Linked DNA regions of Homo sapiens: all the other regions are linked to region 1. Evidence: read pairs that join two places in POLR2A ChIA-PET (ENCODE). Cell type or tissue: OCI-LY7. All regions are shown on one strand. Region 1 overlaps ABI2 (abl interactor 2). Region 2 overlaps FAM117B (family with sequence similarity 117 member B). Region 3 overlaps ICA1L (islet cell autoantigen 1 like). Region 4 has its middle 25 kb from the start of CTLA4.

Region 1 (8,000 bases):
AGATGGTGTCGGATGCAGAAGTTAATATTCCACTTAATGTTATCTGAGCATTAAAAATCATCAGCATTTAACTGAGACCCCACTATAGAGTTTCCTTATCAAGACTTTTTGGTTTTAAAGTTGTTTTTAATGCATTGCAAGTTACAATAGCTATTTTGCTTTTAGATTTTTCCCAGCACTTTGTATTTATTAGCTTTCATTAACTTGCCTCCAGTATACATTCCACTTCGTGCTTTTCTTAGGTCATTTCTACATCCCTTATTCCTTGTTTTCCTGCAGTGTAATGGCCCTGAATGTCCTCTGAGCCTTCAGCTCCATTATGGACCCAAACTAGACTATACTTGGATAAGTTAAGCTCTTCTTCGTGTACTGGTCTATAATTAGAAAAACTGTTTTAAATTAGATGTTCCCATTATTTATTTAAACAGCTTTTTGCTGAGAAAGCTTAGTGGATTAATGAGGCAGAGGGTGTTTTGAAATCCAATAAATAGTTCCCACAGGCTGGGTGTGGTGGCTTATGCCTGTAATCCCAGCACTTTCGGAGGCCGAGGTGGGTGGATCATGAGGTCAATAAATTGAGACCATCCTGGCCAACATGGTGAAACCCCATCTCTACTAAAAACACAAAAATTAGCTGGGCGTGGTGGCGCACACCTGTAGTCCCAGCTACTTGGGAGGCTGAGGCAGGAGAATCACTGGAACCTGGGAGGCAGAGGTTGCAGTGAGCCGAGATTGTGCCACTGCACTCCAGCCTGGTGACAGAGCGAGACTCCATCAAAAAAAAAAAAAAAAAGTTCCCACAGCTCACCACTACAGAAGCAGGGAAGACAACTATGCAGAAAACAGAGTTAGTGGCGGTCAGCAGGAATGCAGCTGGTCTTTTGGACCCCTACGGGATGGGGGCAGTGCAGAAGACACTGGTGAAGTCCTTTATACTGAAGACCTGTGGTTGGGAGCAGGGGTAGTCCATGGGTCTGCTGATTTTTTTTCCCTATTTAGTACTAATGTGTGTGTGATCTTTGTTTTACAAACAGTACCTTTTGGGTTTTCTGCATATTTTATAATTTTTGTACAGTTTTGAATTCTATAGATTGTCTTGGAAGGATACTGTGTGATGGGTCAGGCACACAGTAATTGGAGACTTTTAATGTATGTAATATTTCATAGATTGCATGCTATTAATCATCTGTGAGGGTAGTATTTTTTGTTTTATTGTAAGTTTCCCTCTTTTTTTATAAATTAAAAGATGGTTGGTATTAGGAATTTCAAATGAATGCAGAAAATCTTACATGCTGTGTACTATTAATATTATAACAGACGATCCAAGTCCAAAATCTGACCAATAAAGCAACCATTTTATCAAGATAGAGGGATTCTAATGGGAGAGGGGATTCTTCCCTCCTGAAGTTTGTGTGTCCAGTCCCCTTAAAAAAAATGAATAGTTGTCTTTTCTTGTCATATTAATACTCGAAAGTCCATGGTGGTATTAATGAAAGTACACTTTATTGTTGCCTTTGAACTTACGGCCAAGGCAATAAATCAGAAACAAAAATAGTGCCAATGTGTCAAAATCGACATCTGAGAGATTCAGCCTCCCATTTGGAATAAATATGAATCTTCTAAGCTATCTTGTTTAATATTTTCCATCATTTAGCTACTTCCTATCTCCCTCAGAGGCGCCTGCTGTTCCCATTTTAGAGTTGACAGTGGCCTGCTAATTTTGCTATGTTCCTAAAAGTTACTGGGTGTGAGACATTTTCATCCCCTCCTTTTTCCTACTGCTGGTGTTTATTATCCAGCTAGACAATATTTTATGCATATTTACCGTGATGTCTGGACCGTACCTGTGCTCCTTGGCAGTTTATGTTGAAGATAACTAAAGATTTTTCTCTTTGGGAGGCATCAAAATGATGGTAGTTTGCTTTTATCTTTTTATGTTCATTTTCTTTTAGTAGGTGACCTTTCTGCATTAAGAACTGTTTTTATCTTTTACTACCTTTTCTTTTCTCCTTTGTGGAGACAGCATGACATGTCCTGAAGGTCACCTTTGCCTTTGAAAAAGGTTTGATGGAGGAATTCACAGGTGACTGACAAGTCTTTGAAAAGAATGGGATCTGCTCACTTCTGGTCTTTTTGGCCGGGAACTCCTGATTGGTGTTAAGGTGGTAATTTCCCCCATATAAGATTTAGAATCACTGAGTTTGAGCTAGATGAAATTTTTAAAATTTCTGGTTGTCTCATTAGACTGATGAGGTGAGTTTTCTTCTTCATATGAACAGCTAGTTAATAACAGCAGAGTTCTCACTCAGTGCTCAGTACTTAATTTTCCACTGCACCACAACTGTCTTAACTAAATGTGCTGTATTTTTCTTTAAAAGTTAAGAGTTCTATTTGGTGTTTTCAGGAATATACGTGAAAAGACATGCCATGTTTTGGTAAATACCATCAGAGTTGTGTAAAGGCGTGTACTAAGTGCAATCTTAATTTGTGGAAATAATCTTCATTTACCCCTCCTAAAACTACACTCAGTATAAACACTTTCCCATAAGGTGTGTGCAGTAAAAATGTTATATTACTCCAACACTGGCAGGAGCACAGCACAGCAGCCTTATTGGAGAGAGCCTTATAAAAGTGATTAAATGGAGGCATTGAGCTCATTACCTTTAAGTTTACTTTGTGCTGACCTTTGTTCCTGTTTTGAGAATCTCATATAATTATTAAAAAAAAAAAACAATTAAAACGAAACGGCGGGGCCTAGCTGTGTATAAATGATCCTTGCTGAATATCTTAAGGTTTTTTGTAAGAAAAAAGAAAAACCAACAAAAAAAGCTTATTTTCACATTAAAATGAAACCTCTTTTGCAACTTAAGAATTCTATGGAAAAGCAGTTTTTATCATATTTTGTGTCCATGCACCATTTTTCTTAAAATGGCTTACAAAAAAGAATGTAAACAATTTGTGATCTGGCCAGTTGTACTTTTAGCTCCCAGAGGGAGAGTTGGTGGTATTATGAGTTGAGTAAAAACCATCCAGGGGAACTTGAGGGAGCAGTCTGTTGCCAGTAATGTTCCTTGTGTGCCATTAAACCACCTCCAGATGAGTGGAGGAACATCACTTTTTAATTTTTTAATTGTATTTGGAATTGTTGCCGTGTACTAAGAACTTGACCTAAATAAAATCCCACAAAGTATATTCAGGTGTCTTGTTAACTTATTTATATAAATAACCTCTTTTTCTAAGGTGGTATCTTGAGTTTACGTGTTAGGGATAATCTGACTTTTCTGTTGCTCTAAACCAGGGAGCTGCCTTTTATTACTGAAGAAGTCGTCTTTTTAAATTTTCAAAGATTTAAAATGTTGAGCTTTAAATTTGATCTCAAGTTTCTTCCCTGAAGACAGCTGTTCTAATTAAGAACTTTCTAATCCTGTTTTTGCTCCACTCGCACCTGGGGTTTTCTTACCACTTTTCTCCAAATCTAATTCTGTTAATGTACAGTTTTTTTAATTCAACAGACAAACACTGAAGATGGGTGTTGACTAAAAAATATTGCAGACTGGTCAGAAGTGAATCTAAAAGACAAACCACTAACTAGCCTGTGCTTTGTTGCTATGAGAGCCTAGATTATAAAAGAATTTTCTAATGATGTATCTGAGGGTAGCAAGTAAGTTTGTCTTCACAATACCCAAAATGATGTTTCAGCTTTTCTCACTTTTCAAGCCCATCTTATTTCCTCTGTACCTTTATTATTTTGGTATCATTAGGTAAGGTGAAGAATAATGTAGGAAACAAATACCCAGCTAAAACATTTATGGGTTTCTCGTATTTGTGAATAGGATTTTAGGCGTCAGAGCAGTCTTGTCTTGTCTCAAAGATAGATAGTATCCAATCTTTTGTTAATAAGCCTATTGCTTGACTTTTTTGGGTTACTTTGGAATTACACATTTGGTTGAACGGCTTTGTGGATCTGGGGCATATGCCAATTAAGGGGCACATGCCATGCGTTCTGTTTTCCTGTCAGCCTGTGTACACTGCTGCTTCTGAAGGCATAAGTACAGGTGCAGTTTCCACAACCACGTATGATTGACAGATGGTGAACGAAAGGGGAAGGCTTCCACTTTTTTTGCCCTAGTTTGGTACATAATAAAGTGATTGCAAACACATTATACATTTATACATACCTTCACATGGCAGTCCAACACGTAATTGTGACTCCAAAGATTTGAAACAAACAAAAGGCATTCCTTTTTGTATTACTTTACTTTGTACTTAGTTCTTTGTTTAAAGAAGAAAAATCTTTTTTACCTTTTTTTTTTTTTTGAGACGGAGTCTCGCTCTGTTGCCCAGGCTGGAGTGCAGTGGCACAATTTCAGCTCACTGCAAGCTCCACCTCCTGGGTTCATGCCATTCTCCTGCCTCAGCTTCCCGAGTAGCTGGGACTACAGGCGACTGCCACCACTCCTGGCTAATTTTTTTTTGTATTTTTAATAGAGACGGGGTTTCACCATGTTAGCCGGGATGGTCTCGATCTCCTGACCTCGCGATCCACCCACCTCGGCCTCCCAAAGTGCTGGGATTACAGGCGTGAGCCACCGCACCCGGCTGAGAAGAAAAGTCTTTCTTTAAAAGCTGTTGTCACTTAATCACCAATGTATTTAATGGCCAAATTTCCCTAGTTGGTATAAACTACTCTTAAAAGTTAACAAATTGAACATATCAAACTAGTTTATTTACCACACTTAATTTCTTCTGTGTATGGCCTATGTTTTGGGTACCCTGACATGAAATGCAAAACCAGATTCTTAATGGTGCCGATCCACAAACACTCAAAGTCCCCATGTTTAAATGAAATCTATGAATTTTTTTTATTAAGGATTTGATAAGCTGATATAATGAAAACATGTAAATGAAAAACATTTACACTGACTGTACGACTAGTGTGCTAAGCCATTACAATAGTTTACTGACATAACTGGCAAGAGTAACTTGGAAAATAACTTAATCCAGCAGAACAAAAACATCCTCAGAAAAACATCCTCAGTAGTACTGAATATATCTCTCTCATATATCTATCTATCTATCTATATATATATATATATATATATAGCTTTGCACAATCAGGGAGCAAGGCACATAATGAAATGAGCATACATTTATGCAGAAGAAAATAATAGCAACAAAGCTGCGAGAAAAATTGTAACTTCATCTTCACTGAGCTGTGCATAATCCTTTGAATAATAATGTCCTCTACCTGGTACATTATAATGAAGTTCCTTGTCTTCTTCATGCTTTAAAAAAGTATACTTCTACATTGTATCTACCTATGGCAAAGCTCCCACAGCCTACAAGTTGGTGTGAGCCTTGACTCTTGTTTTTTAAAGAACTGAGGGAGGGAGCAATCCCAGTTAAATATAATGTGCAATTCCCCTTTAACAGTAAACAATGTTTTTAAAACACTTAGCACAAGCTAATTTTATCTTAAATGTACATCTCTGTAAGAGTTCACTAGTGGCTGATAGTAAAATGAAGCAAAATTGTTTGAAACATTCCAGTTAATGCTTATTTTCTAGAAGGGGTTATTTTACAAGTAGCAAAAAAAAAAAAAAAAGTAGGAGGTGGGGAAATAATATGAAAAACGGCAGTTTTTGGTATTAGGTTACAATAAATTTAACGAATGGACAGTTTGCAAAATATAAGGGTTTCTCCCCCTTTAGTGCTGCAGACAAGTTTTACTGCCTAAGACGTTGAGGCTGCAACAATCATGAGCTTGGTATTAGTAGCCATCCATGATAAACATAATTAATTCTCAACTTAACCATCTATAAAATATGTAGTGTTCACCATCACCCTGACTCAATTCACTTCTCTAAATGTCTTTGGTAGAAAGCAGCCAGACCCCACGTGGGTAGTGATGTCTCTTGTGAGACACTTTTCATTTCTGCCAAAACTAGAAATACCACCTTCCTTTACTTTCATTAGCACCTCAAAGTTTGCTTGCTGGATTTCTTTAAAAATATTCTGCCAAAAGAGTTGAAGGCACTGGGGGTTTACAGCAAGTATTTTCTCTTTAAAACGGTTTATTACTTCAACAAGCAAAGAGCAAACCAACTGGAGAAATGTATGTTTTTTCTTTTTATTTATCAAGTTTTATTCTACAGCTAAATTTCAGATTTCTTTTACATATAGACCTTGCAAGGGCACGGTAAGAACTGAGCACTTGTTTTATTTGAGGGATAAAGGTGTAGAAATTTTCTCTTTGAATTTTATAAGGAAAGGCTGGGTACAGTGGCTCATGCCTGTAATCTCAGCATTTTGGGAGGCTGAGGCAGGAAGATCACTTGTGGCCAGGAGTTTGAGACCAGCCTGGGCAACACAGTGAGACCCCCATCTCTACCAAAAAAAAAAAAAAACCTTAAAAGATAATAAGTATCTAATTCTTTTATACTTGCATTTCTCTTTGGATCAAATCTCAACTTTGTGAGAGGTCATACATTTCTACAGGGTTAGGAGTACCCTGCATAATTTATACAAATGTAAAGTGTATATTAAAAAAAAAAAAGTGAAAGTTACCTGCAATCTAAAGGGTTTTCTTCCCCTAGAAACAGTCACCCTCTCGTCAAGTGTATGACCCAATTATACCTATTTTATGAAAAGCAAGGCATCACATTGATAACCATACAGGATCCTATGGGTTTAACTGGTCTAAACTTGAGTGGATTAAATCAGTTGTAATTAGTTAGCTCTGTAGGTATATGAAAAACTTTTGGTAATGTACAAAAATAGGAATGGGTTTTTTACCTGTTTAAAGTCACTTTGTGTTTATAACAAAATTACTTTTAGCTGAGGAACAAAGGTGACAAAGATTTCTGTTGGTGGCTGAGAGTCAAAGCAGGCCAATCCACACCATTACCTGAAATATTTTTCAGGCTAATTTATAACTTTATGGATTTCCTCGATACAAGTTTATTAGTTTATTCTCCATATACAAGTTTATTCTCCCAGAATAGCAGCAAATAAAACTTGAATTGGATGTACAGCTCCTAATAACCTTGATGTCAGAGTTGTCACTTGGTTGGAATTATTATGATCCCCCAATTTAAATTTTCTTGATAAACTCAGCGTTGTTTGTTTTCAGTGACAAGAAAACATACATGGAAAGGGGACCCAAGACAGTTCACCAAGATAGTTCACAGCCCTTTGCAGGATATGCCTTTGGTGGGTGGGAGCACCTAGATTTTAGAGGACTATAAAACGCCATGTTTACTTTGTTTGAAATTTTCTGATGAAAAGTCTTTTGTAACTTAACATTCCACATTTTCATTTAAAAAGTCCCAGAAATATAAACTATCCAATTTACAACTAAGGTGGGTATCTGTAAAAACCTTAAGAATAGTTACTCTTCCCAAGAGAATTACAGCGTCTAAGGGGGGGAAAGAAAGCATCTGAGCAGTAAAAGTCAAGCTGGTAAAATCCAATACAGAATATCTAATAAACCATAAGTTATTTTACTGAGAATAGATTCTGCTGCCCTACAGCATTGGTGCCAAAACTCTAAGCATAGAGTGATTCTACTTTGAAATTATCCATAGTAGAAATTAGGAGTGTCACTAATTAAGCAAGTCACTACCTCTAATAAGCACCTGTTTGCACTGCCCTCAGCAGCAGGATGAGTTAATCCATGCTGTTCACTTTTCAGTACAGCCAAGTCAACTGCACAGACTTGAAGCAGCCAAGCTGGGTGAGAGCTGCAGAGCAGAGGGCAGTGAAAGAAGGCACAGTACTAGTGTCGTGCGGCAGTAGATGCTTTCCATGAATACACCAGAGAAAAAGAGCTACAGAAATACAGTCTAGGAAAAGCTACATCCCAACAAAAATCCAAATTAAAGAAAACCCACTAGGGAGTAAAACAGAAGTATAAAGTATCACTTTAGTGGTTTTTTAAATTCAGTTCATACATGAGGTTAAAACATTTTTAATAGCCATTTCTGTCTGTGGAGGAATGT
Region 2 (8,000 bases), 710 kb before region 1:
TCAGCTTGTGGTTAATGCTGCCTGGCGTGGAACTCACCCTTCAGGGCAGTGGTTTCCCCTCTGGCCCAGGGCAGGTCCAGAAATGCCATCTAGAGCCAAGGCCTGGAATCGAGAACCCCAACAGTCTGCTTGGTGCTCTCTGCCACTGTGGCCAAGCTGGTACCTAAGGTGCTTTCAGTTTTTCTTCATTGAATATGGTGTTAGCTGTGGGCTTCTCCTTTATGAATTTTATTTTATTATGTTGAGATACTTTCTGTTATTCCTGGTTTGTTTTTATCATGAAAGAGTGAATTTTGTGAGTTTTTTCTGCATCTATTGAAATGATCATATAATGCTGTTCTTTATTTTGTTAATGTGGCATATTATATCAGTTGATTTTTTTGTTTATTGAATCGTCTGTGCATCCTAGGGATAAATGCCACTTCGTTGTGGTATATGATTTTTTAAAAATTTTGTTGTTGGTTGGGTTTGCTAGTATTTTATTGAGGATCTTTGCATCTATATTTGTCAAGGAGTAACTAATACATTTTTTAACCTCATTAAAAATAATTTTGAAGATGTACTCCAGGTCTCAGTAATGAACCTGGCCCTATGTGCTCCACTCACTGATGCTGCCCAGCGATCTAGTTTGTTTGGAATGCTTTTCCCACCATTTGACTGGATGACTCATACTCTGGTAGTATCTCCTCATTCCATAAAACTGTGCCTACCGACCTCCCCTGTCCTTCAAATTCTGGATTAGATGCCTTAGGGGACTTCTATCATCACATATATCATAATTAGCTATCTATTCCTTCTCTCCTAGAAGAAGCTCTTCGAGAATAAGAGCTGTATTTCCTCTTGACCTCCAATCGTTAATCTAGTGTCTGACACATTATTAGATACTTTAATATAAGCCTTCTAGTACATAAGACAAGACTGAACAAAATGAAAACATTTAATTAAAACTCAATTTTACTTTTTATTAATACCTAAGTGTCCTACAATCAAAGCACAGCTTCTTAGTTGAACAAAGAAAGCAATTGTCTTTTACATTAGGCATATAAGTAAAACTGATGTTTTTGCTAGGTATTTTTTCCTGCCCTGAATATCTTATCACTGAAGTGACCAAAGCTGTCTGTTGTTCTTTATGCTTATTTTTATTTGTCTTAGTAATTAATAGTGTTACTCTCATCATCTTTAATTTGTTCTTAATAAATCTATGGGAATCTTTTATATACCTTTGCTTTTCTTTGAATTAATCCTGATTTTTAAAAACTTTTTATTTTGAGAAAAATCTTAAGTTTACAGAAAAGTTGCAAGGATATTAAGTACCAGTAAACCTTTCACCTATATTTACCAAGTAACATTTGCCACATTTTGCTTTATTTTTGTGTCTGTATGTACAATTATGTTATAATTTGCTAATCGTTAGTAAGTTGCAGACATTCTAACTCTTCTTAACTATTTCAGCATGTATATGAACAGGGACTTTTAAAAATACCAATAAACTTATCAAATTCAGGAGATGTAAGATTGATATAATACTGTTATTTAATATATGGTTTATATTCCAAATTTTTCAGTTGTTCAGAATTTGTTCTCTGTAGCAATTTCCCCTGTAAGCTAGGATCCAGTCAGGGAGCACACATGGCATTTACATGTCATTTCTCTTCAATATCCTTTAATCTAGAGAAGTTCCTCAGCCTGAGTTTTTGAGTCTTTCATGACATTAATGTTTTTTAAGAGTGTAGACCAGTATTTTTTTGAATGTTGTCAACTTGGGTTTATATATTCCTTTATGATAAGATTCAATTTGTTACATTTTTGTTAGGAATACTGTATGTGATGTATGTTCCTTTCTGTGCCTGTGGATCAAGAGGTACATGAAGTCAGTGATGTTAAGTTTGATCCATCAGAACCCTTTGTAACTAATAGTAATTTGTGGAGAAATATTTGAGATTGTAAATATTCTGTTCTCCAAGAAACATTCATTGGTTTTAGCATTTGTTGATGATTATTACTTAAGTCAGTTATTACTATAATAGTTCCAAAGTGATGACTTTGTAGCTCTGTCATTCTTCTGTATTGATTTGTTGGTCTAATACTTTCTAATGGAGGTATTTCTTTATGGAATTGTCCTAAATGGAGTTCATAAAATATCAGTGGAAATGACCTAAGATTTTTCTCCTTTTTATTATGGAAATGTTAAATATACAAAAAAAAAATCAGAATACTACAGCTGTGATTCAAGAGTTTTAAACATTAGTCATATTTGCTTTACCTGTCGTGTGTGTGTGTGTGTGTGTGTGTGTGCGCTGCAATTTTTGAAAGTATGTTGGAGATATGACATTTTTATCCCTACATATTTTGATATGTATCTCCTAAGAATATTTTCTATATAGCTACAACAGCATTAGGTCACCTAAAAAAATTAACAATTCCATAATATCACATAATAACCAGTTTATGTTAAAATTTCCCCAATATGTCTTTTTTTTTTTTAATGACCCAATTCAACATTTATACATTACACTTGGACCCAAAAGGACCCAGTTCCACATTCATACATTGCACTTGGCTTCTCTTAAGTCTTTCTTAATTTAGAACAGGTCATTCTCGCACTTTTTTCCTTAATTACATTAAGTTTTTAAATGAATTATTCACTTTGGAAAGAAAATAAACTGTTTGGTTTTGTAATTAGCAAGTAATTTGCGAGTTTTGGCACCGCACAAATATCCTGTTCTTTAGTAGCTTTTACCTAGTAGTTTTCACTTCCATTGATGATCCTTGCCTACTTCAGTTGTTTTCTTGGAGGTTGCATGTGCCCAAGCACACAACCACATACACAAACACAAATGAACAAGAAAAACTGATTTTTTTTGGTTACACACAAAATATCATATTCTATACATTTTTCTGCAACCTTGTATTTCACTTACTATATTAAGGAGTTTTCCTAAATAGAGGGATTCCCTCTTATCTCTAAGGGTTCCTCCCCTCTTCCATGAGGAGAGGTATAAACCAACTTTTTTTTTCTAACTATATTTGAGAACCTCTATAAGCTCTGAATTAAATATTGAACTAACATTTGAAATGCAAGGATAAAAATTTAAACAATTTTTGAATTTGGAATTGTATTTATAAAGCATCTCTTCATCATGATTTTAGCCTGAAGTTTTCATATAAATAGTAATATAAAATGTATGAAAGAGGGGTTATCATTTACATTTGATTAGAATTTGCAAAAAACTATTTTCATAAAACTTATTCTGTTTCTATCCTCTGTTTTACATGAAATTATTATGGTCATTTTTTTCATCAAAAAATATTTGCATTCTTTCATATATCTTTATGACCATAGAGATAACAAAATAAGTTACGACTACTTGGCCTAATGGAATGAAAATAATAATAAACATTTACTGAGTGAATGTTTTGTTCTTGGCACCGTGCTTAAAAATTAAACCCTTTACATATACTAACTCCTTTAATTACCTTATAATTTTAGTATGTAGATGACATTATTCCTTTTTTTTTGAGACAGGGTCTCGCTCTGACATCCAGGCTGGAGTGCAGTGGAGCAAGCACAGCTCAGTGCAGCCTCAACCTCCCAGGCTCAAGCAATCCTCCCACCTCAGCCTTTCAAGTAGCTAGGACTACAGTCGTGAGTCATGAGGCCCAGCTAATTTTTTACATTTTTTTAGAGATGAGGTCTCCCTGTGTTCCCCAGGCTGGTCTTGAATTCCTGGGCTCAAGTGATCCTGTAGCCTTGGCCTCTCAAAGCACTGGGATTAGCCATGCATAAGCATGAGCCGCTGTGCCTGGCCTGACATTATTCTTATAAATGAGGAATTTAAAAATTCATATAAGAGAAGCATCTTGTAAAGATACAATTTTTTTTTTTTTTTTTTTTGGAGATGGAGCCTCTCACTGTCGCCCGGGCTAGAGTGCAGTGGCGAGATCTCAGCTCACTGCAACCTCCACCTCCCAAGTTCAAGCGATTCTCCTGCCTCAGCCTCCCAAGCAGCTGGGATTACACGTGCCTGCCACCACGCCCGGCTAATTTTTTGTACTTTTTGTAGAGACGGGGTTTCACTATGTTGGCCAGGCTGGTCTCAAACTTCTGACTTCGTGATCCACCCGCCTCGGCCTCCTGGGATTACAGGCATGAGCCACCACGCCTGGCCCAAAAAATGTTATTTAACTGATCTGAAACTTAAACATGTTTGTTTAACACCAACATATGTGATTCTGAACCACGCATACTATGCTGCTTATTCACAATAGCAACGACATGGAATCAACCTAAATGCCCATCAACAGTAGCCTGGATAAGGAAAATGTGGTGCATATACACCATGGACTACTGTGCAGCCATAAAAATAAACAAGATCATGTCCTTTGCAGGAACATGGATGGAGCTAGAGGCCATTATCCTTAGCAAACTAACACAGGAACAGAAAACCAAATACTGCATGTTCTCACTTATAAATGGGAGCTAAATAATGAGAACACATGGACACATAGAGGGGAAGAGCAGATTCTGGGGCCTTCTAGAGGGTGGAGGGTGGGAGGAGGGAGAGGATCAGGGAAAATAGCTAATGAGTACTAGGCTTAGTACCTGGGTGACGAAATAATCTGTACAACAAACCCCCATGACACGAGTTTACCTGTTTACCTATGTAACCAGTACATGTACCCTTGAACTTAAAAATTAAAAAAAAAAAATTCATTTGTTAAGGTTTTAAATTTTATAGTATTAAGTTTATTATTTTGATTTTGGTTTTTGATTTTGATACTTTATGCTATATGGTCCTATTTACATGTTGATCTTTGTGACAGGTATTTTAACAATGGACTTAAAGAGCCTGTGGATCCTAATATGAGAAATTATAAGTACAGTAGGGGTCACCTCTGGGATGTGTGACATCAGTTGGTAACCTCAAAGTGAAACTGGAGTTTAGGGTGAAATAGGGCATAGAGTGGTGGGAAGTTGACCAAATTGTAGCCCTTCCTTTTGATTCAGTGTATTTAAGGATCCTTGTCAGAATGGAGTCCTTTTGGCTATAAGGAGAAGATCCAGACCTGGGACATGACTAATTAGAATCACAGTGTCTTCATTTTTGAAAACTTTTCCTTCCCCATTTGAAACTAGACCATTTTATAATTAGTAATTGGTACGTTAATAGTGCAAAAGATATTCAAACTGCACAGTATTTTTTGGTATTTTTTATTATTTCATGTACAAAATTCAGAAGGTACAGAAGGGTATACACTAAGGGTCTTTTTCCCCAGAGACAGCCACTGGTACCAATTTTCTTTGTTACCATCTATTTTCTTCCAGATATAATTTACACACACATGCATTCTTTTTAGCAGTCCCATATAAAGGCAGTTGCTATACACACGGTACTGAGCCTTGAGGTTTTTCACTTAACAGTATATCATGGAGATTATTTCATGTCTGTATATTGTGAATTTCCTTATTCATTTTTATAGCTGCACAGTACTCTGTTATAAAGGTATACCATAATTTATTTAGCCAAACCTAAATAAATCTAACTTACTTACATTGTTTCAGTCTTACTTGTAAGAACAGTGCTACAGGGAATAATAGGCAAGTCATTTTGTACATAAAGATGTGCATTTGGTATCTGTGCAGGATAAATTGTTAAATAAGGGGTTGCTGTGTCAGTTTGCGCATTTATAACTTTGACAGCAGGTGCTGAATATCCCCCCATAAAGGCTGTATGCTCCCACTAACAATATAGGAGAGTTTATATTAGCAAATTGCTCAATCTTGTTGAAGCTTTAACTTTCATTTCCCTTCTTATCAGTGAGGTTGAGCATAGTTTCATGTGCTAGGAACTCATTTGTATTTTCTTTCCCAATACACTTTTTAAATTCTGGGTTTGGTATAACTACTTAAGGTTTAACTTTTTTTTTTTTTTTTTTTTTTTTGAGACGGAGCCTCCCTCTGTCATCCAGGCTGGAGTACGGTGGCACGATCTCGGCTCACTGCAATCTCCACCTCCCGGGTTCAAGCGATTCTCCTGCCTCAGCCTCCTGAGTAGCTGGGATTACAAGCACACGCTAATTTTTGTATTTTTAGTAGAGACAAGGTTTCACCATGCTGGTCAGGCTGTTCTCGAACTCCTGACCTCGTGGCCTGTCCGCCTTGGCCTCCCAAAGTGCTGGGATTACAGGCGTGAGCCACCGCGCCCAGCCAGGTTTAACATTTTTGAAGCTGTTCTCTGAAGATACTTATGGCAAGACTAGACATAATATAGAAGTTAATATTACAAGCTCTGGAGTCTCAGGTTTATTTCTTGGCTTTGCCGCTTGTAACACCTTAGGCAACTTACATGTGTTAAGTCAGATAAAGCATATGAAAGCACAGTGCCTAGCACATAAGAGCACAAGAATGTTAGCTATTATTAGTGTGCCTGGTGCGTGCTAATAATAACTGACATTATTAGCTATTATATGTTAGTTAACTATGGTAACTCTAGTTATTATATATAGTTAACTTTGTTCCATAAATGCTTTATTTGTAGTATAATTATAATTATGTAAAAATACTAATTTTTTATTAGCAATAAAAATGAAGTATGCCAAAATATTAATTGTAATTAATACCAGTTAAGTAACTGGTGCCAGGAGAATTTTGAGTAATTTGTGTTAATTATTTTTAATGTCTAATTTTTTTGTAATGGAAATATGTTTTATAATAGAAAAATATGGTAGACATTGTTGTGAAATGATTTTTGTTAAATACACCTCCCCTCTTTTTTCATTACAGACAGAGAGTGCATGGGCTGAAGAATACTCTGAAAAGAAGAAAGGGTCTCACAAGCGCTCAGCATCTTGGGGCAGTACAGATCAACTTAAGGAGGTCAGAAAAATGGTTCTAAGATAGTGGGTGTGGAAATATGATCCTTTTGTTGGCTATTTCCTTGATATTATGGGCAGCAAGGATTTGTCGTTTTCCATTGATTTCTTTTTTCTTTTTGGCTTCTGAAATAACAAAAACAATTATTGTGTTGATTTAATAAAGATTTCAATAGGGATATTTATATATCACTTACCTGATTATGTATGTTTGTCTTTTTTTAGGAGAATTCATACCTGTCTATTAACATCAGATTTAAAAATTGTAACAATACAACAAATTCACATTTATTCTTTTTTTTTTTTTTTTGGGGTGTGCATGTGTGTGTGTGAGACGGAGTCTCGCTCTGTTGCCCAGGCTGGAGTGCAGTGGTGCGATCTTGGCTCACTGCAGGCTCTGCCTCCCAGGCTCAAGCAATTCTCGTGCCTCAGCCTCCCAAGTACCTGGGACTGCAGGTGTATGCCATCATGGCCAGCTAATTTTTGTATTTTCAGTAGAGATGGGGTTTCATCATGTTGTCCAGGCTGGTCTCTAACTCCTGACCTCAAGCAGTCTGCCTGCCTTGGCCTCCCAAAGTGCTGGGATTACAGGCATGAGCCACCGCACCTGGCCACATTTATTATTTTTCTATATATGGTGGTGTTTCTGAAATGCAGTACTCACTATAACCATGATGGTTATGGCTCCATGCTATGATTACCATTTTCTGTGCTGCTAATTAGTGACATTTTCATTTCACACATAATGTAGAAATGCAAAAACTCGGTCAAAGAATAAATAAGATATTCATTGGAATTGCATTCGTTATTTAAAGATGATATCTGTGAATATATTTCATGACTTGAGTTGATTTTTAAATACTGTGTAATTTTTGGAACTGTTGAAAGCTAGGTGTTCAATAAATCTAAATTGAAATAAAAATTAACTTATGGTAAAGGCAATGAGAATGATTGTTATTTTTTTAATTCTTCGTGAAAACTGTAATGTAATTTATTCTAAGTGCTGAAAACTATTTGTGTAGTACTTGGGAAGCTCGAAGGCTGAGAACAATGTTGGAACATATACACATACATGCATGTGTAGATGTGTATAAAATTATGAACAAAAAATGAGACTTTGTGATATG
Region 3 (8,000 bases), 630 kb before region 1:
CTCAGCCTCCAGAGTAGCAGGGATTACAGGTACGCACTGCCACAGTCAGCTAAGTTTTTTTTTGTATTTTTAGTAGAGATGGGATTTCACCATGTTGGCCAGGATGGTCTCCATCTCCTGACTTGGTGATCTGCCCGCCTTGGCCTCCCAAAGTGCTGGGATTACAAGTGTGAGCCACCGCGCCTGGCCTGCTGCTTTATTCTTTTAAAAACTGCCCATAGCAATAAGCAGCATCTCCACATTTTTCACTTAAACTAGAGCTTGACTAGTAATGATCTCACAGGAAAAGAAAGATCATACATATGGCAAAAGATAGCATACTCTTTTGTGATCAAAACAGCGCTGTCTTGTGTGTTTTTAAATGTTTTAAACATTTAAAAAGTCAAATATACAAACCAAAACCTCCACAGGCAAAACTCTACTAAAAAATTACTTCCAAGTTTTGAGCCTATATATCAAGACAAAAATAATTGTGCCCTATTGCAACAATGGGAGCCAGTTTTTGAGAGTCAGTTTTCTAATACTCCAGTCTGTATACATTGGATTCCATCTCTATGTCATTGGTTTACTCAGTATAGACACACATAGAGACAAAAAAAGTATATGATTTTTATACTTTCTAACATCTTCAACTATTATGAGGGCCATTTTAAAAAATGAAATGTAAATTTCTCCTACATACAAGGGTGGAAAGTGTTGCTGTATAGAGAGCTTAAAGGATGTAATACATCTAAGGACAAAGTAATAGCTCTATTACACTATTATTAAAATTCTATGCTCAGTTTGGGATACTATAAAAGAATATGGGAAAAGTAAAAAAAGGTAAAAACAACCAAAGTAATTAAAAGGAAAACACATTTAAAAAGGAAGATTTAAGTAAATCAGGCTGATTTAACCTTAAGATAAGGAAGCTAAAGGATGAATTAGATTTTAAGTTCAGATACATAATATAAAAATGTTAGAAATGTACAGAAGATTTAAAAATTTTCAAATGGACTTTATCAGTAAAGATTTTAGTTGAATATAGGAAAAAAAATAGAGGAGAAAATCTAGAAATGGAAAAGATTTCAGAGGTGGCTGGAGAAATAAGTGAGAAGAATAATCCTGGTTGTGGGGAAGGGAACAGGTATTGGTGATGCAGAGGCAGAGTCACAGCAAGGAAGGTTTCAGGCTATAGAAATAGAGTTTGGGGAATGGAGAGATGTGTTAAAGGATCTTTAAGGAAATGCTGCTGGATAAGATGAAGGGTAACCTCAGTCCTCTCTCTTCCCCAGACATTTTCAGTAATGATCTGCTTTACCTTACAGTGCTTTTGGTATGGATTCATGTAGTTTGGTTTCATTTTATTTTAATGCTACAGATGCATGAAATTGGGATTAAGATAGGCAGATGAGTGAGAAAGGTCTAGCTCAAAGGCTTAGTTTTTTATTCCATTATATGAAACACCATTTGAGTGAATACCTCAGAGCATAAATGTTTGAGGGCATTTCTAATTACTTCCTCAGTAGAGTTCTTAAAGTAAAATTTCTCAAAGTCTGGGATGTTTACATTCTTCAGAAAATTTGTCCCATCCTTGCTAAATCTATAAAATACACTTTTTTCTCTGTTCTCCTGGCTTCTCTACATAAAATATAGGTTTAATGCATTGCTGGACTTGTTAGAAGTAAACAACAACAAAAATGTAAGCTGAAACCAGAGCTAGGAAAGAGAAGCAGCAAGCGAAGAAGAAAGGCAGGTGTGCTGTGGGCAATGCCTGTGCTGACACGGCCAGACAAGGCCCTTGGCAAACGCAAGGAAACTGAGCCGAGCCCACAATTCTACATTAAAATAGGCTCTGGAAGAGGGTTAAAGTGGTCACCAGGCTGTGAGTATTCCTTGACTCTGGGAAGAAGCAGTATGAATTTTCTTTTGCAAAAAATTATCTAGGCCTCTAGGAGTCCCACAGATTAAGAGCAAACAAATATTGGCTGGTATTCACAAATCACTAAAGAAACAAGCTACCACAAGAATGCTGGGGTAAACCAACAAATAATAGATTTAGACCCCCCAAGGACTTCAGATATTTGTATTTTTGGATATGGATGTGAGTCAAAAAGTGAGAAAGAACAAGGGACTATAAAAATTAGGCAAATTAATAAAACAACAAATAGAACTTTTATAAATAAAAAGTATAGTTGTTGGGGAAAGAATCCTCGATGTATACATTAAACAGTAGATTAGATGCAAGAGGAGACAATTAGTGAGAAACAGATCTGAAGAACTTACCTAGAATGTACTGTAGAGGGAAAGGGGGATGAAAACATGACAGAGAAGTTAAAATATATGAGGAATTAATGAAAAGGTTCACCATAAGCTTATTAGAGTTCTGGAAGCAGAAAATAGAGAAAATGGAGGAGAGAGACTATTTTTAAAGATAATAGTTGAGTCATGCATATTTTATCACACTAAAAAAAATAATGGTTGAGCAGTTTCCAGAACTAGTAAAAGGCACAAATAAAAGAAATACAATTTATACCAGCAAAAATTAAAAAATAAAAATTGCACATTTAGACACACTGTACTGAAAGAGCAGAATACCAAAAACAAAGAGCATATCCTAAAAACGGCCAGATACAGAAATTGAATTAGAGCAAGACTCTGTCTCAAAAAAAGAAAAAAAAAGTATCTAAACTAAAGGAGGTAGTCAAGGAGAAAGGAAAATGAACTCACAATGAAGATCTGAAATATAGAAAGAAATAGTAAGACAGGAAAAATATTGGTAAATCTCAATTTTTTTAATAAAACAAGAATGATGTTCTAATTTGTAGAAAAGTAGAAAAATCAGAAATGGAAATAAAATGTATAACTTTCAAATCAGTAAATGGCAGGGGTTGGGGAGGATGAAGAAAACTTTTAAAACAAATGAAAAAAAACCTCAAATAGTTCAAAATGAACCAAAACAGGAGACAAAATAATGGGATTGGAAGGACAAAACAAATGGAAAACAGAAAATACAGGTCCAAATATAGTGACAATAAACAAATGGGCTAAACTCGCCAGTTAAAAGAATGAGAAGTTGACATACTGGGCTTTAAAAAAAAAATCCAACTAAACCTTGTTTATGAGATGTATCTCAGTTATAAGGACATGGTGAGGGCTAGGCATGGTGGCTCACACCTGTAGTCCCAGCACTCTGGGAGTCCAAAGCAGGCAGATCACCTGAGGTCAGGAGTTCGAGACCAGCCTGGCCAACATGGCCAGACCCCATCACTACTAAAAAATTAGCTGGGTGTGGTGGTGGGTGCCTGTAATCCCAGCTACTCAGGAGGCCGAAGCAGGAGAATCTCTTGAACCCAGGAGGCAGAGGTCGTAGTGAGCTGAGTTTGCACCACTGCACTCCAGCCTGGGCGACAGAGCAAGACTCGATCTCAAAAAAAAAAAAAAAAAAAAAAAGAGAACATGGGAAGATTGAAAGGAAAAGGATGGAAAAGGGTTACTAAGAAAACATTATTTAATAAAAGAAAGCTAGTTATGCTCTACTAATATAAAGAAGACTTTAAGCCAAAAATCATTATTATTATTGAGACAGGTTGTCACTCTGTCGACCATGCTGGAGTGCAGTGGAGCAATCTTGGCTCACTGCAGCCTCTACCTACCCACACTCAACTGATCGTTCCTCCTCAGTTTCTGGAGTAGCTGGGACTACAGGTGCACGCCACCACACCTGCCTAATTTTTTGTAGAGACGGGGTTTCACCATGTTGCCCAGGCTGGTCTCGAACTCCTGGGCTCAGGCCATCCGCCTGCCTGAGCCTCCCAAAGTGCCGGGATTACAGGCATGTGCCACCACGCCTGGCCCAAAAAGTATTATTAAAGCCAGAAAGGGTCACTATATAACAATAAAAAATTAATTCACCAAAAAGATATAAAAATTCTAAACTTGTATATACCCCTGTAGAAAGTAAAAAGTTTCTTCTTCAAATTTTCCTTCTCATTAAAAAAATAAATCATAAGTGTTAAAAATAATAGTTTCTTTTAAAGACTAACTTCCTTCAAGCCTCCTTGCTTTGTGCTAATAACTCTTTGTTAAGCCCTAATGTAACTGTTAGACATGCTCACAGGCACGTAGTACATTCTGTATCCTTGCACCTCACCCAAGATATTTGTGCTGGACATGCTTACAGGCACATTCCAGCTCACAGCCTAAGACCCCTCCCCTATTTGGCATAAGCAACTTCCTCTTTTCCTATATTCTCCCTTGCCTTTACCTATTTAGAAAAATTTTAAACCGTTAGCCAATCGGGTTCAGTTTAGATTGTGAGGTCTGGCTCCAGCCAATGGAGACAGGACACAGTAGCAGGGACAAGCTGTGTAAGGGATAAAAATTACTTCCTCCCTTTGTTCAGGTGTGCTCTCACCATTGTTCCATCTGCGATGAGCACCCTTTCTACAAAAAGTAAAAATTGTCTTACTAAGAAAATTAAATTTATGTTCAAATGCTGTTTCTTTGTGGCACCAAGAAACAAACATTCCTAACACCCCCTACCCCCAGATCCTCAAAATACATCAAGTAAAAGACTACAGGACAAAGTTGAAAATCCAATTTAACAGTGGAAGATTTTAAAACACATTTCTCAACACGTAAACAAAAATTAGTAAAGATATAGAAGACGTAGAGCAACACAAATAACAAGCTTGATTTAACAGATATAACCGGCTCCTGCATTCAACAGTTTGAGTATACATTCTTCTCAAGCAACATGAAACATTTACAAAACTTGGCTACTTTGTTATTCCCTAAAGAAAAAGTTCCAATAATTCAAATAATTAGTGTCATAAGAACACATTCTCTGACCGTGATGCAACTTGGTTAAAATCAATAACAAAAAGATGAATTTTTCTATTTCCATAATTTGGCAATTTCAGAAACACACTTCCAAATCACTCATGGTCATGAGTCATGGAAGATGGAATGAAAATTTTTAAATAACTGAAATTGAATGATAATGAAAATACTATATATCAAAATGTATGGACCTTCATACAATGGATTCATTAATAAAAAGGAAGGAAATCCTGATACAAGCCCCATCATGGATGAACCTCAAAAGCATTAAATGAAGTGAAAGAAGCTAGACATGACAAGACCACATATTAGATGATTCTACTTACAAATGTCCAGAAAATACAAATTCATACAGACAAAAAGTACAGTAGTGGTTAGCTAGGGGTGGGAACAGGGATTATTGCAAATGGGCATAAGAGAGCTTACTGAGGGGATGAAAATGTTCTAAAATTGATTAATGGAAATGGTAGTGCCACTCAGTAATAAATTAAAAATCACTGACTTATACACTTGAAATGAGTGAGTTTCATAATACATAAAGTATATCTTGATAAAGCTGTTTTAAAAGAAAACTTGTAAGATATAGGAAAATTAAAATTTTGAGGGAATATAGCCTTAAAGAAAGAAAGAAAGAAAGATGGCTGGGCATGGTGGCTCACATCTGTAATCCCAGCACTTGAGCAGGCTGAGGCAGGAGATCACTTGAGGCCAGGAGTTCAAGACCAACCTTGGCAACAAAGCAAGACAACAACAACAACAACAAACCAGAAAGAAAAACATCAAAGTAAAGAGAAGAAAATAATAAATATAGGAACTAAAATTTATAAAACCAAAAATATTCAATAGAGAGGATTAACAAAGCCAAAAGTTGGTTTGCTAAAAGAATAATAATAATAAACCATTGGCAAGATTAATCAAGAAAAAAGGGAGAAGGAACAAATGAATATCTGAAATTTAAAAGGGGAGATAACTACTGACATGGCAAAATTTAAAAGATAAAATAATAGCATGAATAGATGTTGAGACTACGGCAATGTTCGTTATATTTCCTTTGTGACTTAAAAAAAAGTTCTGTATTTGTGGGGTATAGGATCATACGCAAATGTAATTAGTTAACCTTTTGAACACATTTTGAAGCTAGGTTAGGTATACGAGTTCATGATTACAACGGTCTCTTACATTGTTTCTTTTATCCGTATGATCTATTTATGTGTGTACTTGAAAATACCTCGGCCAGGCACTGTGGCTCACGCCTGTAATCCCAGCACTTCGGGAGGCTGAGCCGAAAGCTCCAGCCAGCCAGCCAGCCAAGGAAGTGCTTACATCACCCCTCCTCCAATCCCAGGCAGTGCAGCTTACAGCTCCAGGGGAAACTCCTTTCCGCTTGAGGAGGGGAGAAAGGAGAGTAAAGGGGACTTTGTCTTGCAACTTGGATACCAGCTCAGCCACAGTAGGATAGGGGACAAGGTAGAGTCCCAAGGCCCTCATTCCAAGCCCTAGCTCCCAGATCACATTTTTAGACATACCCAGGGCCAGAAGGGAATGCGCTGCCCTTAAAGGGAAGGACCCAGTCCTGGAAGAATTTATCAAATCCTTCCGAAGGCGGATTGCTTTGAGCCCAGGAGTTTGAGATCAGCCTGGGCAATATGGCGAAACCCAGTCTCCAAAAAAAATACAAAAAATAGCTGGGTGAGGTAGCACACACCTATAGTCCCAGCTACTCGGGAGGCTGAGGTGGGAGGATCACCTGAACCTGGGAAGTCAAGGCTGCAGTGAGCCATGATTGCACCACTGCACTCCGACGTGGCTGACAGGAGTGAGACTCTGTCTCAAAAAAAAAAAAAGAAGAAAAGGTAAAAAAAAGAAAATATTTTTTCTTTTATTTATTGGTCACCTACTATGTGCTATGGAGTTTCTCAATATTACCTCTATCCCTAATGTCCCTGGTAAGATAGGCATAAATAACTCCTATTTCAGATGAGACAACTGAGAGAGCCATAAATGATGTTTTAAAAAGCCAGGATCCAAACTCAGATTTTTCTGTTTTCAAAGCCTGTACTCTTCCTTACCACAGTGGTTCAAATATATGTCGACTGTATATATAACATGTATTTATTTTTTAAAGATAACACAAATTTCAGTATGAGGGAAAACTCAAAACTTAATCATGCAACCCTATAAACTGGACTTTTGCGTTTAAAAGCACCTATCTTTGGGGAGAGGAGGCAGGGCAAGCTGGCTTAATAGAACTCTCCAGCCATCATTTCCCCCCTGTACCCCACAGGAACAACAAATTGAACAATTATCCATACAAGAAAGAACCTTCATAACAACCAAACATCGGGTGAGAGATCACAGTACCTGGTTTTAACTACGTATCACTGAAAGAGGCACTGAAGAAGATAGGAAAGACAGTCTTGAATTGCCAACACCACCATTCCACCATCTCTTGGCAGTGGCCACATGGTGTGGAGAGAGAATCTGTACTTGTGGGAGGGAGAGTGCAGTGATTGTGGGACTTTGCATTAGAACTCAGTGCTGCCTGCCACAGCTGAAAGCAACATGGGGCAGAATTCAGCCAGTACTCACAGAGGGGGCAGTTAGACCAGCCCCAGCCAGAGGGGAACCACCCATCCCACTGGTCAGAATCTGAGTTCCAGCAAGCCCCACCATGGCAAGCTAAAGCACTCTGGGGTTCCAAATAAACTTGAAAGGCAGTCTAGGCCACAAGTACTGCAATTCCTGGGCAAGCCCTGGTGTTGTGCTGGGCTTGGAGCCAGTGGAGTTAGGGTACATGTGACCTAGTGAGATACCAGCCAGCCAGCCAGCCAAGGAAGTGCTTACATCACCCCTCCTCCAATCCCAGGCAGTGCAGCTTACAGCTCCAGGAGAAACTCCTTTCTGCTTGAGGAGAGGAGAAAGGAGAGTAAAGGGGACTTTGTCTTGCAACTTGGATACCAGCTCAGCCACAGTAGGATAGGGGACAAGGTAGAGTCCCAAGGCCCTCATTCCAAGCCCTAGCTCCCAGATCACATTTTTAGACATACCCAGGGCCAGAAGGGAATGCACTGCCCTAAAGGGAAGGACCCAGTCCTGGAAGGATTTATCATCTGATGACTAAGAGACCCTGGGCCCTGAATAAACATCAGCAGCACCCAGGCAGTACTCACCATGGG
Region 4 (8,000 bases), 410 kb after region 1:
GGGCAATAATAACTACTCCTTAAGAATGTTGTGAGTATTGGCTGGGCACGGTGGCTCATGCCTGTAATCCCAGCACTTTGGGAGGTTGAGGTGGGTGGATCACCTGAGGTCAGGAGTTCGAGACCAGCTTGGCCAATATGGTGAAACCACATCTCCGCTAAAAATACAAAATTAGCCAGGTGTGGTTGCAGGCGCCTGTAGTCCTAGCTACTCAGGAGGCTGAGGTGGGAGAATCACTTGAACCCAGGAGGCAGAGATTGCAGTAAGCCAAGAGATTGCGCCATTGCACTCTAGCCTGGGTGACAAGAGCGAAACTCTGTCTCAAAAAAAAAAATGTTGTATTAATGAGATAATGGACATTAGTCATCTGGCATAGTGGCTGATACAGTAGACATTCAATACATTTGTATTTCCTCTCCCTCTCTAAATAACAGCCTTTCAAATAATAGTTATTAGGTATCCCTGTTTTATCGCTCTAAGCAAAGCTTTCCCTGTGCATGCATGCATTCATTCCATTATTCATTCATCCATCTATTGATTCTACAGTTACTTATTGAGCCTCTCCTGTGTGAAAGGCCCTGTGCTGGGCACTGAGGATACCGTGGGGATCAGAGCAGACAGTGCTCCTAATTCTAATCTCGTGGAGTCTGAAATCAAGTAAATAGGTGATAATAGTTCAGTGCTGTAAGTACCCTGGGAAAAGAGGGAAAGAGAGAACTCTTCCAGGTTGGAGGGCATATTAGTTTCTTGAGGCTGTTGTAACCAATTACTACAAACTTGGTGGCTTAAAGCAACAAAAGTTTATTCTCTCAAGGTCCTGGAGGCTAGAAATCTGGCAGGACCACACTCCATTTGGGGACTCTAGGGGAGAATCAGTGCCTTGTTTCTTCCAGCTTCTGGTGGCTCCCCAGCATTTCTGGGTTTGTGGCTGCATCATTCCAGTCTCTGCCTCTGACTTCACATCACCTTCTGCCTTGTATGTTTCTATATGATCTTCAATTTCCTCTTTTTTATAAGGACATTTATGATGGCATCTACGATCCACCCAAATAATCCAGGGTAATCTTCTCATCTCAAGATCCTTAACTCAGTTACAACTGCAAAGACACTTTCTCCAAGTAAGGTAACATTTTCAAGTTCCAGGGATTAGGACATATCTCTGGGTAGCCATTATTCAACCTACTACCACTACAAGGGATAAGGATGAAAGAAGGCTTCCTGGGGGAACAGTGTATAAAATAGGACCTAAAAAATTAGGCAGAATTTTGTCAGGAGGAGAAGCAGCAAGAGTGATAGAGAATATTCCAAGCAGAGAAATCAGTGTGTGGCAAAGGCCCTGAGTTGAGGGAGTGTGGTGAATCAGAGAATCTGCACGGAGTGTGGTTATGGCTGGAGCACATAGTAGGTGTGTGTGTTGATGCATGAGGGGAGGGCTGTGGGAGGAGAGACAGGAGGTGAGTCTGGAGAGAGAAAAGCACTGGCTAGATCTTGAGGGACTTTGATAGCTATGCTAAAGTGTTTGGATTCTATGCCAGATGTCATGGAGAGTCATGGAAGGGTTTTAAGAAGACATCTTATGTGCTCAGATTTGCACCAGCCTCTGGAGAAGAGGTGAGGGGACTCATAGGAGGCAAAGACATCAATCAGAGGGCTGCTGCGGCCATTCTGGGGAGAGATGATGGCAGCCAGAGCTGGCTGATTTCTGCTTCTGCTAGAACATGATTCCAGCTCCATTGCGTTCCTTGTTACAGGGATCAGACCTCATTTCCCACTGCTATTACGGTTCCTACCCATGCTTGTCAATTAATGCGGTGATTGATTGGTCACAGGATTTATTATTTGGCTTCCAATAAGCCTTGGGTTTCCAAGTCTGACTGTGGAAAAGGAGCTTACTCAACTGAAACACTTTGTAAGTGACACTTCTCCATCCCCCTTCCTGTGGCAGCCCTTCCCAGCACAAAGCCACAGACCAGGGTGAGAGGCAGTGGTGGAGGGGCAGGAAGGTGGGAGGACAAATCAGTGAGACAAATGATAAAGGAGGTTCCCAGTATGCTTTCTGATCTTTCTGGACTTTTTTAATGGGCTAATTGAAGGAAAGGTTTAATTAACCGAACACACACATATCCAAAGCCTCTGTAAAATTGGAATTAGGTAGAATTTTATCAGCGGACAAAATTTTCTCACAACCTGGGAGGTGTCCCTCTGTCACTGATTTGTCTCAAATGGTTGCTTGTTTTCAGAAGCAGCAGATGTGATAAGACCTGCATGTTTCTGACTGACTGTATATGTTGGCCTGTTCTATGGTTAAGAATCCGTAAGCATCAAGTCCTTTATTTTGCATCTCTGGGGTCTGGAAGCAGATTTTTATATATTTCTCTCAAAATCGGGTCAGGGCTTCCAGAGGGTGGAGGGTTGCAAATAATGAAAAGGAGTGGAAATATGCCTATAGTATTCTGTAGCTTGACCAAATGGTGATTCTCACAGTGTGGTCTTCCCACCCTCTTGTGGATGAATCACTTAGGATCTTCTAAAAAATACAGTTTCCCATGATCCCCTTTAGTCAAATGAATTCAGATTTCCAGGGATGGAGCTCAGGAGTCTGAATTTTTAACAAGTTCTTCAGGAAACCAAAACGCTCATGAAAGCGTGAGATTAACTATTAGAGCTCACGGAAAAGGAGGGACAAATAAATGAAATATAAAAAGGAGGAAATGCCTCCAACCAGTGGGCTCAGACAGAAAAGGAATCAGTCATGTAAATTATGGTACCTCCATGTCATAAAACACAGCAATCAAATACGGTAGATGGAAATATACTGACATGGAGATAATTCGACATGGAACTATGTCTGTCATATACTGTCAAGTGCAAAATAGTGTGTATGGGATAACTCCATTTTATATGTATATATGCATAGAAAAAACATCTTAAATTCATTCATCCAAAGAATATCCACTGAGTTATCAGCTGTGAACAAGACAGCTAGGGTCCTTTGCTCATGGTTTAGTATGCATACATATACCATTGCTAACACATTATTTATGGGTATAGGAATTATCTTGTTTATATGAGTTTCTTAAAAATTTTCTGTACTTAACATGCATAGATTTTGTAATAAAAATAACAAAAAATGGATATAAATACTCTCCTCATGGATCCATTTGGTTTTATGAGTCACATTCCTTGCGGGTATATAACTTTGTAACAGAGTGCTTTTCTGCCCTCATCTTCTTTTACACTGGTTTCTTTTGATCATGATCTAATCTTTCTTTTCTACATCCAAAGCATCAGTCTTATTCCACTATCTTTGTGTGAACGAAAATCAAAATCATTTAATTCATTACCCATATACTACGTATGGGCATATAAATACCTGCTTTCATAAGTTTTGTTCACAACCATCTTTCTTGTTGTCTTCTCTTGTAAACATTACGGGTAATGTCTTCCATTATGGTACTTTCTTCTAGTTCAGACTACATGGTGCACAGGTGAGTAATAATTCCTGGTAAAGAAAGTAGGAGTCAATGACAACACTTATCAGTTTGTTTTAGGTAGGTCTAGAGTCTGTGAGTACCCCCTGTGATTTTATGTTCGATTCTGATTAGTCCATCTTCCAGGACCAAACAAAACTGAACAGGAACTCAAGTCACTCAAGTAACTTAAATAAGGAGGTGCCTTGAACTCAACTGTACTTGCTGACGGAGGGGCTGTAGGGTGAAAGGAGAGAAGCAGGGATTTTGTTAGGCAGCCTTTCTGGCTTCCTTTTCTCTCCTGACCAGACTTTGCTTCAAGACTCTCTTCTGTTTTATAGATGTAATTCCACTCAACCTCATAACTTTATAAGTTGTAGGAAAAATGAGCAGGTGCAAATTCTTTTAAATTCAACTTTATTGGAGCCTGAGACCCAAGGAAGTCTCTTGGGCATATATTCAGTTACTCCAGATGATGCAAATCTAGAAATGAGAAGTATGTTTTCTTTCCTTTTTTTTCCCCTCTTTTGGCTTAGCAAAGCCACAGAAACTCTAGGTTATTATGTTTTAAAATGTTTTTAACATATTTTCAGCTTACAAATGTTTTTATGTGATTTCCTCCAAGCAGATCCAATTCCTCATGCATTTTTAGGGTTAAAGTAATGGTCCACATTCAAGTACGTGACAAGACTTAGTTTTCTTCTGGACCAGTGTTAGAGCTTAGAACTGTGGAGAATAGAGGTGGTAAAAGGGATGAAGGCCTTCTCCTTGGGACTTCCCTTTTACACTCCATGCTCTTTGTTAAGCTACTTTTACTCTGGGAATGAGAGAGAAAGAGCATTGCTGCACTGTCTGCTGGAGATGGCCGGGGTTGTATATATGTTCATGAAAGTTATAACTTCACTTCAGGTTGCTTTCACCTAAAGCTAAAAAGGCTGTGATATATGAATCTTAAAAATGGCATTCTATTATTGTTTAATCAATTTCAATCCCATTGAAAGTCTCTTTTCCATGGACATCAGGAAATCATTTAAAGCCTCCTCTTAATGCACAGCAGAGGCTCAGCAAGTGCTGTCAACTCTAATACAATTTAGAAGTTACAGATTCATAAGAGCAGCTTTGAGTCTTAGCAGCATTCCTGCTAGCATCCTAGTAAAAGTAGGGCTGTGTGTCTAGATTAAAATGGAAAGTTCTGATTTGGCATCTATATGTTTTTCTATCTAACACTGTATATCTGCATTTAAAAAAACATTTTGGTGCCTGATTATTTGAGTTTTCATTGTGATTTTTTGATACCTGCCTGGAACCTCCAAAACATGTGAACTCAGACTATTTAGGCTTTTAGGAAACCTTTTAGGCTTAGACCGTTTAACCTTTTAGGAGGGTTTTGTTGCTGCCTTATAGAAGCTAACATAAGATGGGTAGACACTTGAGTGTGCTGGTTGGCCAAAGAAAAGAAATGCAAAGAGGGCAGACAAAGAAAAAAAAAAAAACACATGAATGTAAAGCTATGCCACTTTTTTTCCCCTCTCATAGGTAATTCTGGAACACTTTATTTATTATATCTACTGTGTGCACACTTACTGTTCAAAATCCTGATGGCATAACAATAAAACCAAGGTGGTTCCTGACTTTAAGGAATAGAATATGGGGAGAAGATCTGCAAATTAACAAGGGCAATGGAGTGTTGTTGATGTTGACAGAAGTAACTATAAGATCCAGTCATGGCAGAAGAGTGGTTGGTAATCTACCGGGGTGGAGATGAGGGAAAAGGAAGAGGGGAAAGACTGCATGGAAAAAGTAGATCTTCATCAGGTTAATGAAAAACAGGGCAGCTCAGGCAGAAGGAGAAAATCAAAGTTTCAGAGAGCCTCGTAGGTTCACAGGATTGGTCTGACCAAAGAGCAGGGTGCAAGTGGTGGAAGATTCAAGAGGTGGACAGCAACCTCCAGAGAAACTGGGTCTTCATCCTGACCATTCTGTGGACTATTATTAAACAGTCCTCAGGTCAGCACCTCAGGTCACTGTTGTTCTTTGGTCATTTAATGCTCAGTTTTATGACCCAAAATCAATGAATAAAAACAGAATAAAACAATCAGAAAATTTTCACCTTTATTTAATTAGCAGATTTTTTTTTAAAAGATAGGTATGTTAGAAAAGTTGCAAAATCTATAGGCTGCTGATGGGCATGTAAACTGATGCATTTTGCCTAATACTTTCTACATATATATCAAAAGCCATAACATTCTTTGACTCATGGTCCCGTTGCTGGAAATTAATCTTTTAAATATTTATTTATTTATTTAGTAGAAACGGGGTCTTGCTTTGTTTCGTTTTGTTTTTGAGACGGAGTTTCACTCTTGTTGCCCAGGCTGGAGTGCAATGGCACGATCTCGACTCACAGCAATCTCTGCCTCCCAGGTTCAAGTGATTCACCTGGCTCAGCTTCCCGAGTAGCTGGGATTAAAGGTATGTGCCACCACGCCCAGCTAATTTTGTATTTTTAGTAGAGATGGGGTTTCTCCATGTTGGTCAGGCTGGTCTTGAACTCCCAACCTCAGGTGATCCGCATGCCTTGGCCTCCCGAAGAGCTGGGATTACAGGTATGAGCTACTGCTCCTGGCCGGGGTCTTACTTTGTTGCCCAGCCTGGTCTCGAACTCTAGGCCTCAAGCAATCCTCCCGCCTCGGCCTCCCAAAGTACTGAGATTACAGACGTAAGCCACCAAGGCTGGCCTGAAAATTAATATTAAGATAAAACCTGGGACCAGTTTCTTTTTTAAAGTTTTAAAATTTTTAATTGTGATGGATACATACTAGTTTTACATAGTTAGGGGTACATGTGATATTTTGATAGAAGCATACAACATGTAATGATCAAATCAGAGTAATTGGGATACTCATCACCTCAATAATTTATCATTTCTTTTTTAAGGAACATTCCAGTTTCACTTTTAGTTATTTGGAAATACGGAATTTCATTTCTTGCATACACATAGGAACCATGAATGACTGTGGTACATACCCATGAAGCAGCGATTAGAAAAACTCTGTCTTGTTTGGGGAGGCTGCAAGGAAGCCTACTACAAAAGTCCACGGGGTTTGAATTAGAACTCCCTGCACAGAGTAGGTAAGCCAAACCAAGGAAATCACATTAAAAGTAGTCTATTGGCCAGGCACGGTGGCTCACGCCTGTAATCCCAGCACTTTGGGAAGCTGAGGTGGGTGGATCACGAGGTCAGGAGATTGAGACCATCCTGGCTAACACGGTGAAACCCCGTCTCTACTAAAAATACAAAAAACTAAACAGGTGTGGTGGCGGGCGCCTGTAGTCCTAGCTACTCGGGAGGCTGAGGCAGGAGAATGGCATGAACCCAGGAGGCAGAGCTTGCAGTGAGCCGAGATGGTGCCACTGCACTCCAGCCTGGGCGACAGAGCGAGACTCCGTCTCAAAAAAAAAAAAAAAAAAAAAAAAGAAAAAAAAGTAGTCTTTATCTGGTAAAACACATAGTGCTCCAACAGAAGCAAACTAGAAACTGCCTGATAAGAACATCTCCATACCCGAATGTCCTGGAATGTCAACAGTAAACAACTCCAGTAAGATGAGCTCACAGTAAAAAAGTCACAAACTTCCAGGCTTCCAGACCTCCAACTACAAGGAGCATAACTGACCAAAGTCCCCAGATGCTGTGTTCTGACGTCCATCCCTGTATTCGTGGTGCAGTTAAAAACTTTCTTTTCTTTTCTTTTCTTTTTTTTTTAAGGCGGAGTCTTGCTCTGTCGCCCAGGCTGGAGTGCAGTGGCGCCATCTCGGCTCACTGCAAGCTCCGCCTCCCGGGTTCACGCCATTCTCCTGCCTCAGCCTCCCGAGTAGCTGGGACTACAGGCGCCCGCCACCACGCCCAGCTGATTTTTTGTATTTTTAGTAGAGATGGGGTTTCACCATGTTAGCCAGGATGGGTTAAAAACTTTCAAGCTTGCCATGGGCTGTTCCTAGCCAATGACTGAATGAGTCAGGGATACTGAGGCAGCCCCTTCCTGGGAGATGCAGGACTCCGTGGATAGCTGTTTTTAGCATGATAATTCTCTGGAGGCTTTTCTGAACCTTCCTCTACTACGTGGCAGTTGGGGGTGGTTCCACCCAGCCTTCCTTCCGTCTCTCGATCAGGCCGATTCTTGCATAACGGTCTGATGTCTCTCCCAGCCTTTTCCAGCTCCCTCCTCATTTTATCTCACAGACATTTCCCCTAATACAATCCTTGCATGTTTAATCCCATTTTGGCACTTGTTTTTCAGAGGAAACAGGCTGTAAGCTGGGAATTTGGGACTGGCTTTTCCACCAAATAGCAGGTGAAAAGGACACAGTCTTGGCTAGCGGGCGACTACAGATTGTCCCTGGCACAAATTGCTAAATGTTTCACCACTGGTGGCCTGTGAAAATGTTCAGGTGGAGGGTAGTAGTGAGTAAGGTGCAGTGATCCAAGATATTAAAAAATATGGAGGGAATAATGCATACAGAGACAGTTGCTTT

The links. ChIA-PET counts read pairs that join two places held together with the same protein. Peaks named below come from ENCODE experiments on the same cell type or tissue, not always from the same donor. Only the 100,000 strongest peaks of a DNase experiment are listed, where the experiment ranks them.
Region 2: POLR2A ChIA-PET joins it to region 1 with 5 read pairs; 2 of 35 experiments call an interaction of 5 or more read pairs at or near these places.
Region 3: POLR2A ChIA-PET joins it to region 1 with 5 read pairs; 2 of 35 experiments call an interaction of 5 or more read pairs at or near these places.
Region 4: POLR2A ChIA-PET joins it to region 1 with 5 read pairs; 3 of 35 experiments call an interaction of 5 or more read pairs at or near these places.

What each region holds. Positions count from the first base shown.
Region 1 is chr2:203,428,978-203,436,977 of GRCh38, forward strand. It overlaps ABI2 (abl interactor 2), which reads left to right. Exons shown (of 12, transcript NM_001375670.1): 12 at 1-3,192. It overlaps RAPH1 (Ras association (RalGDS/AF-6) and pleckstrin homology domains 1), which reads right to left. Exons shown (of 14, transcript NM_213589.3): 14 at 4,705-8,000. Among named protein-coding and RNA genes, the nearest start is that of RAPH1, 100 kb to the right of the region's middle. In OCI-LY7, a CTCF peak has its summit at 2,867; DNase peaks (open chromatin) are centred at 3,444 and 4,074; H3K4me3 peaks cover 851 bases; H3K27ac peaks cover 1,782 bases.
Region 2 is chr2:202,718,133-202,726,132 of GRCh38, forward strand. It overlaps FAM117B (family with sequence similarity 117 member B), which reads left to right. Exons shown (of 8, transcript NM_173511.4): 3 at 6,785-6,877. Among named protein-coding and RNA genes, the nearest start is that of FAM117B, 87 kb to the left of the region's middle. RefSeq lists a silencer at 621-821. In OCI-LY7, no CTCF peak of the experiment used is centred here; no DNase peak of the experiment used is centred here.
Region 3 is chr2:202,799,992-202,807,991 of GRCh38, forward strand. The region is part of intron 9 of ICA1L (islet cell autoantigen 1 like); the gene reads right to left. Among named protein-coding and RNA genes, the nearest start is that of ICA1L, 68 kb to the right of the region's middle. In OCI-LY7, no CTCF peak of the experiment used is centred here; no DNase peak of the experiment used is centred here.
Region 4 is chr2:203,839,060-203,847,059 of GRCh38, forward strand. No RefSeq gene overlaps it. Among named protein-coding and RNA genes, the nearest start is that of CTLA4, 25 kb to the right of the region's middle. In OCI-LY7, no CTCF peak of the experiment used is centred here; no DNase peak of the experiment used is centred here.